Regions from separate parts of the Homo sapiens genome. Here region 2 is linked to region 1. The links are chromatin contacts, found by Hi-C or POLR2A ChIA-PET in ENCODE. All regions are on one chromosome and are shown on one strand. Each heading gives the region's core, a stretch centred on a gene start or an enhancer-like site at or near the end of the contact. The rest is flanking DNA. Distances are from core to core; before and after follow the strand shown.

Region 1 (3,349 bases), core at 438-2,937:
TCAGTCTTTGAAAGAAGAAATTAAAGCTCTCAAGGATGAGAAGATGCAACTCCAACACCTGGTGGAGGGGGAGCACGTCACTTCTGATGGCTTGAAGGCGGAAGTGGCCCGCCTGAGCAAGCAGGTCAAGGTAGAGCGGCTCTCACGTTCAGCCCCGCCCTCTGGTTACGTCATTTGATTGCAATTCCAAGTTCCCACAGATTAGACAGCTAAAAGCATCTGTGTAAAGGCCACAGGCAACTGGAGCCTGATTCCTTCAGTCCTTCCAACTGTGCACCTCCAGGCTGCCTTTGATTTAGCAATCATTGTATTCCATATTTTAAAAGTCAACTTTCTAACTTTTTTGAAATTACATTTATGTAAAGTTATTTAAATATGTCGATGTAGAGAATACTCCCAAATTAGACTGTAAATTGAGGTGAATCCTTATTATATAATCCATCACTATAAATCTATAAACACCTGCATTAAAGTTAAGTTACCTTATTATCAAAATCTTTCATTTAAACTGTTATTAGAAAATTTACTAAAACAATTATCCAATGCACAGTGTGGTGAATGTAGTTAATAAGAGCATATTGTACATTCAAAATTGCTATGAGTAAATCTTAAATGTTCTCACCACAAAAAATGACAAGTATTTGAGGTGATAACATGTTAATCAGCTTGAATTATTCCACAATATATTCATAAATTATAACATCAATAAAGCTATAAATTTTCAATGGTAGAAATTTTTAAGTAAATTTTTATAAAGCTGAGAAGGAAAAATCACATAGAATTTTTAAAACTGCATAATGATATATAAAAATATTGTTACCTGCCGGGCACGGTGGCTCAGGCCTGTAATCCCAGCACTTTGGGAGGCCAAGGCAGGTGGATCATGAGGTCAGGGGTTCTAGACCAGCCTGACCAACATGGTGAAACCCTGTCTCTACTAAAAATACAAAAATTGGCTGGGCGTGGTGGCAGGTGCCTGTAATCCCAGCTACTCAGGAGGCTGAGGCAGGAGAATTGCTTGAACCTGGGAGGCGGAGGTTGCAGTGAGCCGAGATCGCGCCACTGCACTCCAGCCTGGGTGACAGACCGAGACTCCGTCTCAAAAAAAAAAAAAATTGTTACCTGTATCTATCATTAAAAATATATAAATATTCCTGGGCAATTTAATAAAATGCTCTAGAGAAAAATGAATGAATGGATGAAGTAATGATCCATGCTTGGACAATCAAGGCTTAAGTGAATTGTTTCCCTACCAGAAAAGTTAAACCTGAGTGTACCTACGTTCTTAAATGTAAGACATTTCATCATTAAGTTGGAAAGCTTTTAAGCTTCTACTAAATATGTGAAATACATATTAGTAGAGTATTTGTAGGATTATGGAAATAGTCTCTGTAATTGTCATGAACTAGCCATGCGTGGTTTAGAAGAGCTTTTGGAATTGCATCCGGGTGGCCACTGAATTCCACAACTGAAGTGTCTGTCTTTTCTGGGCCCCGTCCCCTATTGTTTAAAAGTAGGAGGTCAGACCACATGATCAGGAAGGGTCACTTTCATTCCTGTGACTGCTTCACTCTTAGCAGCCACATGAGCCTGATGTCAGTCAGTCTGTGGGAGTCCTGTCATCTGGCTGAGGTCTGAGGTCTGTATCTTAAATGTAGGAACTTGTGAGACTGCGCTTGCAGAGAGGTACCAGTAGGTGTCACTCACTTCCTCTTTGGTAGCTAAGACTGGTTCACTCTCCAATGTGATCCATTAAGATTACTTGGGGCTGGGCACGGTGGCTCAGGCCTGTAATCCCAGCACTTTGGGAGACTGAGGTGGGCGGATCACGAGGTCAGGAGATCAAGACCATCCTAGTTAACACGGTGAAACCCCATCTCTACTAGAAAAAAAAAAAAAAATTAGCCGGGCGAGGTAGCACACACCTGTAGTCCCAGCTACTCGGGAGGCTGAGGCAGGAGGGTCGCTTGAACCTGGGAGGTGGAGGTTGCAGTGAGCCGAGATTGCACCACTGAACTCCAGCCTGGGTGACAGAGTGAGACTCCGTCTCAACAAAAAAAAAAAAAAAAAAATTACTCTGGGTTTTTGTGTTTTGTTTTTTGGGTTTTTTTTGAGACAGAGTTTTGCTCTTGTCACCCAGGCTGGAGTGCAATGGCACCATCTTGGCTCACTGCAACCTGCCTCCCAGGTTCAAGCGATTCTCATGCCTCAGCCTCCCAGGTAGCTGGGATTACAGGCATCTGCCACCACACCTGGCTAATTTTTTTTTGTATTTTTAGTAGAGACAGGGTTTCACCATGTTGGCCAGGCTGGTCCTGAAGTCCTGACCTCAGGTGATCCACCCGCACTAGCCTCCCAAAGTGCTGAGATTACAGGCGTGAGCCACCGTGCCCAGCCTACTCTGGTTTTCAAAGAAAATAACTCATGATCATCAAGTTATATGTGTTATAGTCAGTCTTAAAAGCCTAAGTAAATGCAAATCTGACTTGGAACATTTACTGAAACATTACAAAGAAAAGCATGGCCTTCAGGATTTGGATAGTCCTGAGTCCCCCATAAACCTGGCATGTGACCCTGAACGTGCCAGTCAGCCTTCAGTTAAATGTAGCTGCTGTTTGCTAATTGAGAAAAGATCACTCTACTTACCTCATAGGCCTGTTAGGAGGATTAGGTCTTCTAGGTAAAGTGCTCAGCACATATCAGTTTGATTCTCCTGCTTACTCTCTGTAGAAACAGGGGCTGGAGCCCTTAAATACTCAGGGTAACTGAAAAAATATCAAGGAGAGTTTATTCACCTCTGCTGTCCCTGAAAGTCCTTATATCTCCCTCAGATACAAAGCAAAAGCACAGACCTGTGATTCTTATTCAAGCTGAGCTCACAAGGGAGAATAAAGGCAGAATACTGCCTCTTCCCCACAACCAGAGCTGCCCAGGCCACCTCCTTCCCAACAGCCAGCTAACTCCCAGACCTCCTGGACTCACCAGTCTCTGCCACTGCTCCACATCTAAGCTGAGCTGAAGCCAAAACCCACAGTTATGAAGGTGGCAACTTTGCCCATGTCCTTGCACTCAATATTTTATTATCCATTAAAAGAGAATTTTAGCCCGTGATTTTACCTTTCTCAGTCTTCCCCCTGTCCCACCCCACCCCAAGCTTATAGTAGGTATTTTTTTTTCTTTATGTAACAGGGAAGTTAATTTTTTTTTTTTTCGAGGTGGAGTTTTGCTCTTGTTCCCCAGGCTGGAGTGCAATGGTGCAGTCTCAGCTCACTAAAACCTCTGCCTCCCGGGTTCAAGCGATTCTCCTGCCTCAGCCTCCCAAGTAGCTAGGATTACAGGCGTCTGCCAC
Region 2 (3,356 bases), core at 857-3,356, 3.2 Mb before region 1:
TTGGTCAGGCTGGTCTCGAACTCTTGAACTCAGGCGATTCGCCTGCCTCGGCCTCCCAGAGTACTGGGCCTTAAATGCTGGAATTATAGGCATGAGCCACCGCGCCCAGCTGAGAACTCTTCTTGTTATCAAATGACCCTCTTTACTACTGGTTCTAGAATTTCGTTCAGCTTTGGCTCAAAACATAATGCAGAAAACGAAATCTAGTAAAAACAGAAGACAAATTAGCTGATAAACTTTGTTGGCATAATTAGTACCATAAAATCTGGAAAAGCTAAATCTTAAATTAAAAATTTTTTAGATTTCCAGGATAATTCACAAATGTTTATAGATTCAGAAACAAAAGGTCCATTGCTTTATACTTTACATCATAGACAACCACTGCAGTTTTCTAATATGGGTTTCACCTTCTTCAAACCTGATATTCTTAAAATGTGGAGTTCAAACTGACTATAGTTAAGAACGAAACAAATAGCCAATACAAAGAATAATAAAAGGATGAGTTCAAATTATCTGCCACATGTCATCAACTTTTATTAAATGATAAAAAGGTTAATTAAAATTGTAAATGATTTTTCAGAAGAAATTACATCTTAAAATTGGCCTGTGAAAGTGGCTTGAAAGGTATAAAAATCTACCAGTAGCTGGTATTAGCTTTCTTAGTAATTTAATTTTCAGTTAGAGAAAGCCAGACCACTTTGACCTTTCGAAGTCCTTTGGTATAGATACATATACATTTAAAAAGATAAATGAAAACAAGCCATTGATTAATAATGCCCATCGCAGAAGCTGTAATTATAAAATTAAGATTTTTTGATGTCACTGTTGATGTTGAATATAGTTAATAGAAAAGCAAAAATAAAAAATAAAAAAGGTCTAATTTTGAGGCACTCTTTTGTCTCTGCTCAGGTCCACCGTCTTCCTTGCTAATGTTTACGTTTATTATTAATTTTTCCATTTATTTATTTACTTTTACCACAATTAGGGGACAGAGAATGAAACCTAAACTTTTTATTGCTTCTGTAAAGAGTGAATATAAATGTAAGATTTTTTTTTTTTGAGACGGAGTTTTGCTCTTGTTGCCCAGGCTGCAGTTCAGTGGCGCAATCTCGGCTCACTGCAACCTCTGCCTCCCAGGTTCAAGCAATTCTGCTGTCTCAGCCTCCCAAGTAGCTGGGATTACAGGCCCGCGCCACCTCTCCTGGCTAATTTTTTGTATTTAGTAGAGACGGAGTTTCACCATGTAGGTCAGGCTGGTCTCGAACTCCTGACCTCAGGTGATCCACCCGCTTCGGCCTCCCAAATTGCTGGGATTACAGGCGTTGAGCCCCGGCGCCCGGCCACCAAATCCTTTTTCAAAACAACTCCCTTCTTTGACACAGTGCAATTTAAATAAGTATACAATTAACAAAGTACGTTTTTCTTGTTCAAAACCATCACTGAACAGTTTGCAACAGTAGGGTATGAATGCATACAATCTCGATGGTCTTTACACCTTCAGAGGCTATTCGGACTTAAGGAAACGTGCATTTACAAGTGTAAATGTAAAAGCTCAGTAGTTGCCTTGTAAAGTGCTTTTCGGGGTTGTGGGGTTGGGGGTGGTAGGAGTAGGTGGTGCCTCAAATTATACTAGCGAATACCAACATTCCCAAACATCTAGCCCTCTGCCTAAACTCACCCGGTTGCGGTCTGTCATTTTCGCTCTTCTTTGTTAATTTTTTCGGCAAAGTCAGTTTTCATGCAGCAGATGGCAAGAAAGCCGGTGAACGCCTAGGGACGTGGCCTTTTAACCGCACCCAATTAAAGCAGCAAACAGAAGATGAATAGCTGGGTGGATCAGTATGTGTAAACCTATCCGTTTAATCCGGGGAGCTGTTTTCCCGGGTGAAACCACGAATTCTTTCTGGAGGTTGCAACTCGTAACCATAGCAACTGGAAGTGGTCGCCGGCTCCCGGATGTTGTGGGGATCTGCGGCCGCCTGGCCCAGCTTCCCGCAGCCGCCCGGCGGCGGCCTGCGCTCCACTTCGGGAGTGGTAGTTCTTCTCTTCACCGCTGCCGGGCAGGAGGCGCAGGCGGGACTACGCGTCACGGCATGCACTGCGGCGCCCAGCCGGTCACCGCCTGCCGGCTGCAGACGCCTGCGAGCAGGTTGTTTTTATAAGAGGCGTCATTGGCGCCCGAGCTGTGACCGCCGCCACTGGGGCAGCCAGCACAATCGGGCGGAGGTGGCGCTGCCCCTTCAGGTACTGTACTAGGCGGGCTTAGACCCCGGGAGGGGGTTTGTGCCGACTGTCTGAGTCCCTGGCCGACACGCTCGGCTCAGTAGAGGAGCAGTGGCGGGGTCCGCCTCCTAGGCTGGGGCTGCTCGGGCGGGGACTTGACGCCTGGTGTCAGCGGCCGCACGGGCGACCTCCTCGGGCCGTGCGCGAGTGCACAGCTCCGGAGGCCCGAGCCGACCCTGGGGCGTCCGGTCCGGTGGTCTTGCAGCCTCCAAACCCCGAGTGCTATACCGAACTGCGCGCCAAGGGTGGGAGAGCTGACGGCCTGGGCCACCCTTCTTCCTTCACTGGGCAGGCTTTGAGGTGCTTGTCGGTCTGGACTGATGAAAATCCATATGGTAAGATGTTATGTGCGTCACCCTGCCGGGTTTAATGCCAGCCTGTCTTTTGATGACATTTGAGCCCCCGTGATGTCAGGAATAGAAAGATTAAATATTAAATAATGCCCGGAGACTTCCGCTAGCACGCCAGCCTGATGATGATCAAATACCTCTCCATATCCTTCTCCAGTTCCAGTGGCCTCCTTTAGCTTTGGTCTCCCTAATCGATTTGTCCTCATTAGCAGCTGTCCCATGCAGTGCCTTGTACGCGTTGTTTATGTTTAGCACTATTGGGAGCGCCAAGTAAGGTATTTTATTGAGTGGTGAAGTTTGCACTGTTCTGCTCTACTTTTATTGAAAAACACAGTTGGGCATTCTTGTAGTTAGAATAGCTAACTATATAGTACTATGAATTTTAGATTTGTCTCCTCCAATCTACAGGATAGTGCTTGAAATATCGCTATTACTGCATCGTATCTTTTAAGATTAGAATCATATTGGGTCCCACACGTCTCAGGGGATATTTATCACACACATCCAGTGTGAATGGTTTACTTTTATTTTCTGAGTTCAGGTCATATAGCAGAAGATGGAGATGGTGAGGGTATTATTTTAATTCATATTTTTTTTTTTTTTGAGAGAGGGTTTCGCTCTTGTTGCCCAGGCTGGAGTGCAGTGGCGCGATCTCGGCTCACTGCAACCTCTGCCTTCCAGTTTCAAACGATTCTCCTGCCTCAGCCTCCCGAGTATCTGGGA

The links. A loop is a pair of places that touch in the nucleus more often than their neighbours do. ChIA-PET counts read pairs that join two places held with the same protein, here RNA polymerase II (POLR2A). Pooled maps may share reads with other maps.
Region 2: a loop to region 1 is called in a map with no recorded cell type, with 9 times the contacts of the local background. The contact joins the promoter of CCPG1 here to the enhancer-like site in region 1. A Hi-C loop is called at or near these places in 1 of 37 single-sample maps with no recorded cell type and 1 of 50 pooled maps. POLR2A ChIA-PET finds 5 or more read pairs at or near these places in 1 of 52 experiments (activated T-cell).

What each region holds. Positions count from the first base shown.
Region 1 is chr15:52,225,914-52,229,262 of GRCh38, reverse strand. It overlaps MYO5C (myosin VC), which reads left to right. Exons shown (of 41, transcript NM_018728.4): 25 at 1-130. LOC105370820 (a long non-coding RNA gene) reads right to left here. Exons shown (of 4, transcript XR_007064638.1): 3 at 2,647-2,765. Among named protein-coding and RNA genes, the nearest start is that of GNB5, 36 kb to the right of the region's middle. RefSeq lists a silencer at 67-241. Within about 2 kb of position 1,687, at least 5 of the 41 ENCODE cell types and tissues checked have a DNase peak (open chromatin) inside an H3K27ac peak, as active enhancers do.
Region 2 is chr15:55,407,109-55,410,464 of GRCh38, reverse strand. It overlaps CCPG1 (cell cycle progression 1), which reads left to right and starts at 2,106. Exons shown (of 9, transcript NM_001204450.2): 1 at 2,106-2,244. PIERCE2 (piercer of microtubule wall 2) reads right to left here and starts at 1,970. Exons shown (of 2, transcript NM_001198784.2): 1 at 1,679-1,970. The coding sequence starts at 1,696. The region is part of intron 8 of DNAAF4-CCPG1 (DNAAF4-CCPG1 readthrough (NMD candidate)); the gene reads left to right. RefSeq lists enhancers at 1,727-1,926, 1,977-2,246, 2,607-2,886.